Linked DNA regions of Homo sapiens: all the other regions are linked to region 2. A link is a contact called in ENCODE Hi-C data. All regions are on one chromosome and are shown on one strand. The core of a region is the stretch at or near the end of the contact, and the rest is flanking DNA. Distances in the headings are between cores, read along the strand shown.

What was found. A loop is a pair of places that touch in the nucleus more often than their neighbours do. Pooled maps may share reads with other maps.
Region 1: a loop to region 2 is called in a pooled map, with 4 times the contacts of the local background. The contact joins the promoter of DHX16 here to the promoter of RPP21 in region 2. A Hi-C loop is called at or near these places in 2 of 168 maps with a recorded cell type or tissue (CD8-positive, alpha-beta T cell and posterior cingulate gyrus) and 8 of 50 pooled maps.
Region 3: a map with no recorded cell type shows a loop between it and region 2 (9-fold over the local background). The contact joins the promoter of MDC1 here to the promoter of RPP21 in region 2. A Hi-C loop is called at or near these places in 1 of 168 maps with a recorded cell type or tissue (PC-9), 2 of 37 single-sample maps with no recorded cell type and 6 of 50 pooled maps.

The regions. Positions count from the first base shown.
Region 1 is chr6:30,671,402-30,674,467 of GRCh38, reverse strand. It overlaps DHX16 (DEAH-box helicase 16), which reads left to right and starts at 1,462. Exons shown (of 20, transcript NM_003587.5): 1 at 1,462-1,833. The coding sequence starts at 1,627. RefSeq lists enhancers at 1,151-1,747, 2,943-3,066.
Region 2 is chr6:30,343,351-30,346,693 of GRCh38, reverse strand. It overlaps RPP21 (ribonuclease P subunit p21), which reads right to left and starts at 1,538. Exons shown (of 5, transcript NM_024839.4): 1 at 1,466-1,538; 2 at 1,296-1,396; 3 at 1,121-1,203; 4 at 137-262. The coding sequence starts at 1,522. It overlaps TRIM39-RPP21 (TRIM39-RPP21 readthrough), which reads right to left. Exons shown (of 10, transcript NM_001199119.1): 7 at 1,296-1,396; 8 at 1,121-1,203; 9 at 137-262. It overlaps TRIM39 (tripartite motif containing 39), which reads right to left. Exons shown (of 8, transcript NM_001369521.2): 8 at 2,965-3,343.
Region 3 is chr6:30,715,408-30,718,727 of GRCh38, reverse strand. It overlaps MDC1 (mediator of DNA damage checkpoint 1), which reads left to right and starts at 1,447. Exons shown (of 15, transcript NM_014641.3): 1 at 1,447-1,483. RefSeq lists enhancers at 555-1,302, 2,051-2,798.

The DNA.
Region 1 (3,066 bases), core at 213-2,712, 330 kb before region 2:
TGGCTCCTGGGCTCAAGAGATTCTCCTGTCTCAGGCCCAGTGCGGTGGCTCACGCCTGTAATCCCAGCACTTTGGGAGGCCGAGACGGGCGGATCATGAGGTCAGGAGTTTGAGACCAGCCTGACCAACATGGTAAAACCCCATCTGTATTAAAAATACAAAAACTAGCTGGGCGTGATGGCATGTGCTTGTCACACTTGTAATTCCAGCTACTCAGGAGGCTGAGGCAGGAGAATCACTTGAACCTGGGAGGCGGAAGTTGCAGTGAGCCGAGATCGTGCCATTGCACTCCAGTCTGGGCAACAGAGCGAGACTCTGTCTCCAAAAAAAAAAAAAAAAATTCTCCTGTCTCAGTCTCCAGAGTAGCTGGGACTACAGGTGCACACCTCCACACCTGGCTAATTTTTTGTAGAGATGGTGGGGTCTCACCCTGTTGCCCAGGCTGGTCTCAAACCCCTGGTCTCAAGATATCCTCCTGCCTCAGCCTCCCAAAGTGCTGGGATTACAGCAAGAGCCACTGCACCTGGCCTTGCTTACTTTTAAATAAGCAGCCACCAGTGATTTTCTCAAGCTGTTAAGCAAAAATGCAGAACACAGTTTGCCTGTTCCTTAGTTTGGAGATTTTGTCTTTAACAACTTTCCCCAGTTCCCCAGTTTCTTCCTGCCTAGAGGTCTTCCCTTATACCTGACCTGTCTTCACTCCTGCTGCAGGCAAACCAGTCCTAGCAACGGTCACTTTTTTGTTTGTTTGAGACAGAGACTTCCTCTGTTGCTCAGGCTGGAGTGCCGTGGTGGGATCTCGGCTCACTGCAAACTCTGCTTCCCATGTTCAAATGATTCTCCTGCCTCAGCCTCCCGAGTGGCTGGGACTACAGGCGCACACCACCACGCCAGGCTAATTTTTATATTTTTAGTAGAGACAGGGTTTCGCCATCTTGGCCAGGCTGGTCTCGAACTCCTGACCTCAGATAATCCGCCCGCCTTGGCCTCCCAAAGTGCTGGGATTACAGGCATGAGCCACCGCGCCCGGCCAACAATGCTAATATGTTTTATGAGCATGGACCCGATCTTCCAATCTGAAATAGAATTTCATTCCTCCCTTACTTTGTATAGTTTTTGGCTCTATAAAATTTCCATACTTTCTTTATTATGTATCCTGTCCCTCCCCCACCGCAAAATGTAAATTTGGTAAGGAACTTTTGATTTGTCCTCTGCTATATCCCAGGGACGGAAAGCAATGAGCACACATTAGGCATCCATTAAATTAATTTCACTTGTTGAATGAATGCGTGAGCGAAGCACTCACAGACTGACCATCAGGGGGCGTCAGAGAAACTGGACAGAGGCGAAATGAAGAAAAAAGAATTACCCCGAGTTTTCAGGTATGGTTCCGCGAGGTTTGAACTCGCTCGGCCACCGTAGTGCTTAGAGGCCGAAAAAGTACAGCCCCTTCCGGGCTCCGCGGTACGGGAAGACAGCTTTGGGATGTCGGAAGATCCTAGAGGTCCCAAGGTAGCTGACTTGCGAAGCTGAGGCTCCAGCCGAGGGCTCCAGGCCTCTGACCGGCCCAGCAGTGAGCGCGGCTGCCCGACGCTTCAGGGCCGGGAGCAGGGAGCGTGAGTCGCCATGGCGACGCCGGCGGGTCTGGAGCGCTGGGTTCAGGACGAGCTGCACTCGGTGTTGGGGCTGAGCGAGCGGCACGTCGCCCAGTTTCTGATCGGTACCGCACAGCGCTGCACCTCTGCCGAGGAGTTCGTGCAGCGCCTACGAGACACTGATACCTTGGATCTCAGTGGGCCGGCCCGGGACTTCGCCCTGAGACTCTGGAACAAGGTGTCGGCAGGGGTGGGGAGGGGCCCTGTGATTTGTCCCGGTGAGGCTGGCCTAACGGTCCATCGAGAAGTTAAGAAAGCTCAGTTCACAAGCACTTATTCTTTGTCCGTTGTCGCGTAGGTACTGTGCTAGCTGCTGGACGCCCAGCTCAGTGGAGAAGATTGAGGAGGGCTTAGGTGTGTCGGGTTAAGCGCAATAGAACGGTGTTTCTCGAACTCTTAACATGCATCCAAGGTTCTTGTTAAAATGCAGATTGCGATTCAGTAGGGATCTTAGTTTCTGCATTTCTTTCTTTCTTTTTTTTTTTTTTGAGAGACACAGTCTCGCTCGCCCCGTCGCCCAGGCTGGAGTGCGGTCGTAAGATCACGGCTCACTACAGCGTCGACCTCCCTGGTTGAAGCGACCCTCCCACCTCATCTTCCCCGGTAGCTGGGACTACGGGCGCGCGCCACCACCCCCGGCTAATATCTTTTATTTTTATTTTTATTTTTAGAGATGAGGCCTTGGTGTGTTGCGCAGGCTGGTCTCTAACTCCTCAGCTCAAGCAATCCTCTCTCAGCCCCCTCAGAGTGCTGAGATTACAGGCGTGAGCCACCATGCCCGGCCCCCCTCATCTTCTGAACTTCCTTTCAGTCGTTTAATTAACAGAGGGGGCCGGGTGCAGTGGCTCACACCTGTAATCCCAGCACCCCGGGAGGCTGAGGCAGGAGGATTACTTGAGCCCAGGAGTTCGAGACCAGCCTGGGCAACATGGCGAAACCTTCGTCCTACAAAAAAATTAAAAATTAGTTGAGCGTGGTAGTGTGCACCTGTGTTTCTAGCTACTTAGGAGCCTGAGGTGGGAGGATCCCTTGAGCCCAAGAGGGACAGAGTGAAACCCTGTCTGTAAAAAAAAATAAAAAACCCCATTCAGGATGATGAAGATGGGGTGAAGCCATGAGGAAGAAAGAGAATGAATGCTGGTTAGCTGGTTTAAAACTAAGTAATTGTGCCCGGGTGTGGTGGCTCATGCCTGTAATCCCAGCACTTTGGGAGGCTGAGGTGAGTGGATCATGAGGTCAGGAGTTTGAGACCAGCCTGGCCAACATGGTGAAACCTCATCTCTACTAAAAATACAAAAATAGTCGGGCGTGGTGGCATGTGCCTGTAATCTCAGCTACTTGGGAGGCTGAGGCAGGAGAATTGCTTGAACCTGGGAGGCGGAGGTTGAAGTGAGCCGAGATCACGCCATTG
Region 2 (3,343 bases), core at 289-2,788:
CAGAGAAACAGAATTAGTTTTCTGACTGTGGTACTTCTCACACCAACCCAGAACCTGTCCATGTGTCCTCTTCACTCTACGTTCTCCATTGTCCCTATCCTCTGGGGTGTCCTCCATTTTCTCCCTCACCTCTCACCTGCTTGGCTCCCGAGCTGGGCCTCAGGCCTGTCTCCCCAGAGTAAATGCCCGGGATCATTGAGGAAGCGTTGGCTGCGCTGGCATGTTAGGCAGGTCTGTACGGTCCAGCGCTGTCCCCTGCAGCCTAGGGTGAACATGGGAAAAAGACTGTCCACGTTTAGAAGTAACGGTCTCTTGCTGCCAGTTTTGCCTCCAGTGTTTTTCAGTAGGTATCCCCGCTCCCCCACCACACCCCCAATTTGAATGCACATTTGATGGTGTCAGGCCTCGGCATAAGCTCCATCGATTTCCTGGAACTCTTTAAGATAAAGTTCAAACTCCCTAACAAGACTTCAAGAACTGGCCTGTTTCCCCCTCCAGTCTCATGTTTTGCCCTCCTACCTCAAACTCCAGCCTCCTGAACTCTCATTTCTTTGACAGCACCACAAGCTCTCTTGTCTCAGAGTCTGCACACATGCCTAGAATTTCCATCTCTCACTCCCTTTGCTTATCATAAACTTCGCCACCACTGGCATGAGTAAGTGAGCATTCTACTCCCCCAGTTAATCTTTTTCTACACCATTTTGTTTCTTAGTCTGTCCCATCAGACCGTAATTTCAATGAGAATAATGAATCTAGCACAGTACCTGACACATTTTAGAAAATAAGTATTTGCTTAATAAATGAATGGTGATGGGAATCGTCCTCCACAAAGCCGAACAACATCTATTATTGTGCATGGGTGGGGTTGCCTCTTAAAAGTTATTATTTATTGCCCACACTGGAAGAAAAAAAAAAAAAACAGCCGAGCCCAAACCCTAGTTTGTGCAAGTGGCGTTAGGAACTTAATCCAAACCCGAAGAAGGAAGACTCCTGCGAATCCCACACCCAACATCCATCTACAGTGAGAAAGGCGCTGTTGGCCTCCAGTGCCCGCCCCCCACCCCGCCCCCCTCCGCGCCCCCAATGCTCCGCAGTCTTCCACCTCCGTTGGAGCACTCACGTCTCTGGCGCTGGGTGCAGGTGAGGCCCGGGACGAGGAGGGAAGAGCAGCCTCGACAGAGAGTCCTCTTCACCGAGGGATCCCTGGGGGCGGAGGAGGATAGTGGTCTGGCGCCCGCGCTCCCTCTCGCGTTCCTCCCGCGTCCCGCCCGCCGCCCGCCCCGTGGCTGTCTCACCGCCGCAAGACGAGCCGCTTCGCAATGGTCCTCTCAGTGTAGCAGTAAAACCTCGCCAGCGCCTGGTTCTCGGGGTCCTGGGCAAGGACACAATGGGCGGCCTGCGGGAGGGGAGCAGTCACTCTGGGACGCCGAGCACCGTCCCCGTGGGGCCCTTGTCGCAGACTCACCTGGTACAGGAAGTTGAGCCTCTGGAAGGCCTCGCGGTCCTTCACCGGCCCCGCCATCACCGCCGCGCTCCAGGGCCTCCCGCAGCCCCACCCCTCGCACAGCCCCGCCCGGGCGTCCGCGCGAGGCCTCCTGGGAAACGTAGTCCCCGCGCCCTCGGGAGCCTCCCGGAGGCCTCACAAACTCATCGGTTTCTAAACACAACCCCAGCAATCCATGCCCAGGGTCCCTTTATGAATTTTCAGTGCTTTTGTCTTCCTCAAGCTCATGACCAATTATATCACCTAGAGACCTAGTGGAGCAGGTGAGGATCTTAAATCGGCCATTTTCAGGACAGAAGGCTGGTCTCTTTATGTAGCTACGTTGGGGAGATGGTTATGTGCAATTTATACCCAGCTAGAGCTTCTGCCCTACTCTCCTGAGGTCCGAGGCAGATGCCTGTAAGATCTACAGACGGAAGGCACAGAGGTAATACATTAAAAAAAAGCACTGGTGCCAGTGGGGGTGAAAGTGGGAAGGATCATGAGGGTGCTGGAGGGAGGGAAAAGGACTCCCGGTCCTCAGAAAGCACAGTTTACTCCTACTATTCCACCTACCAAAGAAACACACTTCCTGTTATGCAGTGCTGGACACACAGTAGGTGATCCTCACTTTCTGAGTGAATGGTTTCTAACTCCTAGGCTTAGGTACAGCACAGAAATCTGTCAACAGCATCCCCTGCCCCTGAAACTTCACCCCACTCCCCACACTGACATTCACCTCACACCCCTCCCTCTGACCTCTTCTATCTTCCAGTTCTTCTGTCTGGTGTCCTGTGACTCATAGTGACTATCAGTTACTGAAGTCAGAAGCAGAGGGACATGAATTGGAGGGGTAGAAGATCAATGAACCCTGAGATGGGGAGGGCAGCATAAGTCAGGAGAGGATGACTTCTCTCCAATTTCAGACCCAGTGCCAGGCGGGGACAGACAAGCAGGGCTCCAGCTGGGAGGAAGGACATGGCTGAAACCTCCTCTGGAACTAGTTTCACAAGGGTTTTCGGACTCAAATGAGAGTGGTGTGTTTAAAATGTAGATGTAGGCTGGGCACGGTGGCTCACACCTGTAATCCTAGCACTTTGAGTGGCTGAGGCAGGTAGATTACTTGAGTTCAGGAGTTCGAGACCAGCCTGTCCAACATGGCAAAACCCTGTCTCCACTAAAATTAGCCGGGTGTGGTGGTGCATGGCTATAGTCCATAGTAATCCCAGCTACTCTGGAGGCTGAGGCAGGAGAATTGCTTGAACCTGGGAGGCGGAGGTTGCAGTGAGCTGAGATCACCACTGTACTCCAGCCTGGGCGACAGAACGAGACTCTGTCTCATAAATAAAATGTAGATGTCCGGCCCACCCCAGACCTTGACTAACCACTAAGGGTGAGACCCAGGAACATGCATGTCTAACACCCAGTGATTCTTACACATCAGTACAAGGCTGTCACCAAATTACCACACAACACAGAGATCACTTCAGTGGATCCTTTGTTCCATATTATTTTAACCAACCAAAGTATCTTGCCACAAAGAACCACAGTCAAGGCACAAAGGTAAGAGGAGGAGAGTCTGGACAAAGTCCTGTTGAGGTGGTAGGAGGAACTGAAATGCCCTCAGTAAACTGCAGATTCTTCTCTCAGTCATTTCTGTGAAGATTACCCGAATAGCAGATAATCCAAATTGGTTTAGTTTGGTTTGGCATGCATCACTTTTACCTTTTATGACAACATATGTACCCTATAAGTTGTTTATTTTGGCCTAACATGAAAATCATTTACATTCTCTGAAAAGGGAAATGGCAAAGGGTGAGGGATGGCAACAAACAAGCAAAAGCCTGGCTTAACACCAGT
Region 3 (3,320 bases), core at 198-2,697, 370 kb before region 2:
AAATCTGCTTATTTGACTGTTGTGCACAGAATTGAGATAACCAACAGAAAGGACTTTATGAATTATGCAAGTGTTATAGTTACCATTTTCTTCATGTCTTATTGTGAGATAAAATAGGCCGGGCGCAGTGGCTTACGCCTGTAATCCCAGCACATTGGGAGGCCCAGGCGGGAGAATCACCTGAGGTCCGGAGTTTGAGACCAGACTGACCAACATGGAGAAACCCCGTCTCTACTAAAAATACAAAATTAGCCGGGCGTGGTAGCGCATGCCTGTAATCCCAGCTACTCGGGAGGCTGAGACAGGAGAATTGCTTGAACCCAGAAGGCGGAGGTTGCGGTGAGTCGAGATCGCGCCATTGCACTCCAGCCTAGGCAACAAGAGCGAAAGTCCGTCTCAAAAAATAAAATATAGATGGCCGCATGCGGTGGTTTACGCCTGTAATCCCACCACTTTGAGAGGCCGAGGCGGGCGGATCACCTGAGGTCAGAAGTTCGAGACCAGCCTGACCAACATGGAGAAACCACGTCTCTACTAAAAATACAAAAATAAGCTGGGCGTGGTGGCGCATGCCTGTAATCCCAGCTACTTGGGAGGTTGAGGCAGGAGAATCGCTTGAACCTGGGAGGCAGAGGTTGCGGTGAGTCGAGATCGCGCCATTGCACTCCAGCCTGGGCAACAAGAGCAAAACTCCATCTCAAAAAATAGATAAATTAGTTAATTAAAAAATAAAAATAAATGATTTTATGATCCTTCCCTCGCCCCTCGAAAGGTGGGGACAGCCTTTAAGACAGAGAGCAAACCAGTTTTCTCTGTTCGACTACAGATCTTTAGGATCTTGGATTTAAGAAAATGACCTCAAAATGTCCGTCAGAGACGTATTCCCAGGAAGAAAGATATTACTTCTACTACAAACCAAATCAAAAGGAAATGAAATTCCAATGCAACAGGAGTGAACTGCCACGCCTACGGGCTGTTCTCCAAACTGCAGCCTCCAGCCACGACTGCAACGCGCAACCCACTTTCATTTCTCATGAGTCAGCGGACACCATGTCTAGGAGGACCGAGGAAAGGCGCTCTGGCCTTACCAGACACGTCGGACGTCTATGACACAGCCCCTCTATCCGTTGCCGGCAGCTGGCGCCAGACTCTCTGGTCGCGGTTTGGAACTGCGCGGGAAGTGGGTGGTGGGCGGGCAAGCGGTAGTGGGTTGTCCCTTGGAGCTGCCCAATCGACGTGCATTATTCTGTTGGCGCACGGCGGCCTTCAATTACCGTCTCATTAACTGATCTCAGCAGCCTGGGAGACACCACCTATTTGAACTCTAAGGGGGCGGGGCTTTGGGTGTGCCTCCGCTCGACTGGCTGCGGTTGTGAAAGACAGCGGCAGAAGCCAATCAGCAAATAAGCTCTTTTTCGGCACACGCAGTCGCTCCACCTGGGTCGCGACCGTTACTGGTGGCGCGCGCGGGGACTTAAAGTAGGTGAGTTCTAGGGGCCTGGCCCACGGCTCCCCGGGAGCCATCTTGGTTCCCCCAGAAGGCGGGAGGGGCGTACCTTGGGTGCGACTGGGCGGAGGTGACTTGGAAGTTCGCTTCTCGGACTGTAATACTCATCCTTACCTGGCGCCCCGCTCCGAGTTTAGGTATGAAGACACAGGGAGACGTCGGGCCACAAGGGAACCCACTGAGGTGGGGACCAAAGATGGTGGCTCTTTGAATTGGAGCCAAGCGTGGTGGGCACCCGCTGAGTTGGCCTGTCATAAAGACGGAGTTGACACTTTATCCATGGGGCATCCTACTTTCCCTACCTGTCAACAGTTTCCCTCTAGAGTGGCATATTTTCAGGTGAATTCCATTTATGCTATTTTCTTTCCATCTCATTTGTTCCTTCATCAGTAGGCTCGGTGATGAGCCTTCCCGAGGGCAGGGTCGATTTCATGTTTGGTTCACAGATGTATACCAAATACTTCAAACAGGTATACCATAACCATTGAATGAATATGATGGACCCTAGGGGAAAGACACGGTTCCCCTAATCCAGTCCTGGAGGTGGGTGAGTGTGAAGGCAGAAATGGAAAGTAATGGTTACAATATAGCGAGAGATCTTAGAGTAAGCACAAATCCATTGACCACTGTGGAACAGGCAGGATACACCAGGAACACGAGAAGGCAGGGAACACGCCAGGAAAGGGTTTGCTGAGAAAGTGACATTTGAGGCCGGGCGCGGTTGCTCACTGCTGTAATCCCAACACTTTGGGTGGCCAAGGTGGGCGGATCACCTGAGGTCAGGAGCTCGAGACCGTGGTGAAACCCCGTCTCTACTAAAAATACAAAAATTAGCCAGGCGTGATGCCGGGCGCCTGTAATCCCAGCTGCTCGGGAGGCTGAGGCAGGAGAATCGCTTGAAGCCTGGAGGCAGAGGTTGCAGTGAGCCAAGATAGCACCACTGCAGTCCAGCCTGGACGACAGAGCGAGATTCCATCTCAAAAAAAAAAAAAAGAAAGAAAGTGACATTTGAACTGAATCTTAAAGGATGGTAGAAGTTGGACCAGAAAACTAGGTGGGAAAAAGCCAAGGAATTGGGCTAAGGCATGAAGATGTGGGAAGACAAGAACAGTGTGTTCGAAGACTGGGGAAAATGTCTGGCTGAACCATAGGCTTTTGCGGGCGAGGGGTAGGCGTTACAAGATGTGAAGTTCAGATCATGGAGGGTCTCGCTAAGGAGTTTAGATTTTATTCTGTGTGCACGAAAAACCATCAAGATTTTAGAGGAGAGACATCTGAGTGATTTGGGGCAAGTCTTAACCTTATATATGCTTATGTATGTTTCAAGGAGATCTGAAAATCTTAACCCAGCTATGTTGCAGTTTCTTTATCTGAAGAAATGGAAGATAGTAATACTACTTTACAAGGTTCTTGTGAAGATTAAATGAGTCAGAGTCGATATAAAGTAATTAGAACAGTGCTTGACACATAGGAAGCTTCTATATATGTCATCTTTTATTATCATTTTTTGCAGTTGCATCTGATCAAACTGAGGTGGTCTGGTAAAAGTATAAAAAGCATGGGCTAAAAAAGAAAGAAAAACAACGGGGCGCAGTGGCTCACGCCTGTAATCCCAGCACTTTGGGAGGCCAAGGTGGGCGGATCACCCAAGGTCAAGAGTTCGAGTCCACCCTGGCCAATATGGCAAAACCCCATCTCTTCTAAAAATACAAAAATTAGCCAGGCATGGTGGCAGGTGCCTGTAATCTCAGCTACTTGGGAGGCTGAGGTGAGAGAATTGCTTGAAACCCGGGAGGCAGAGGTTGCCGTGGGC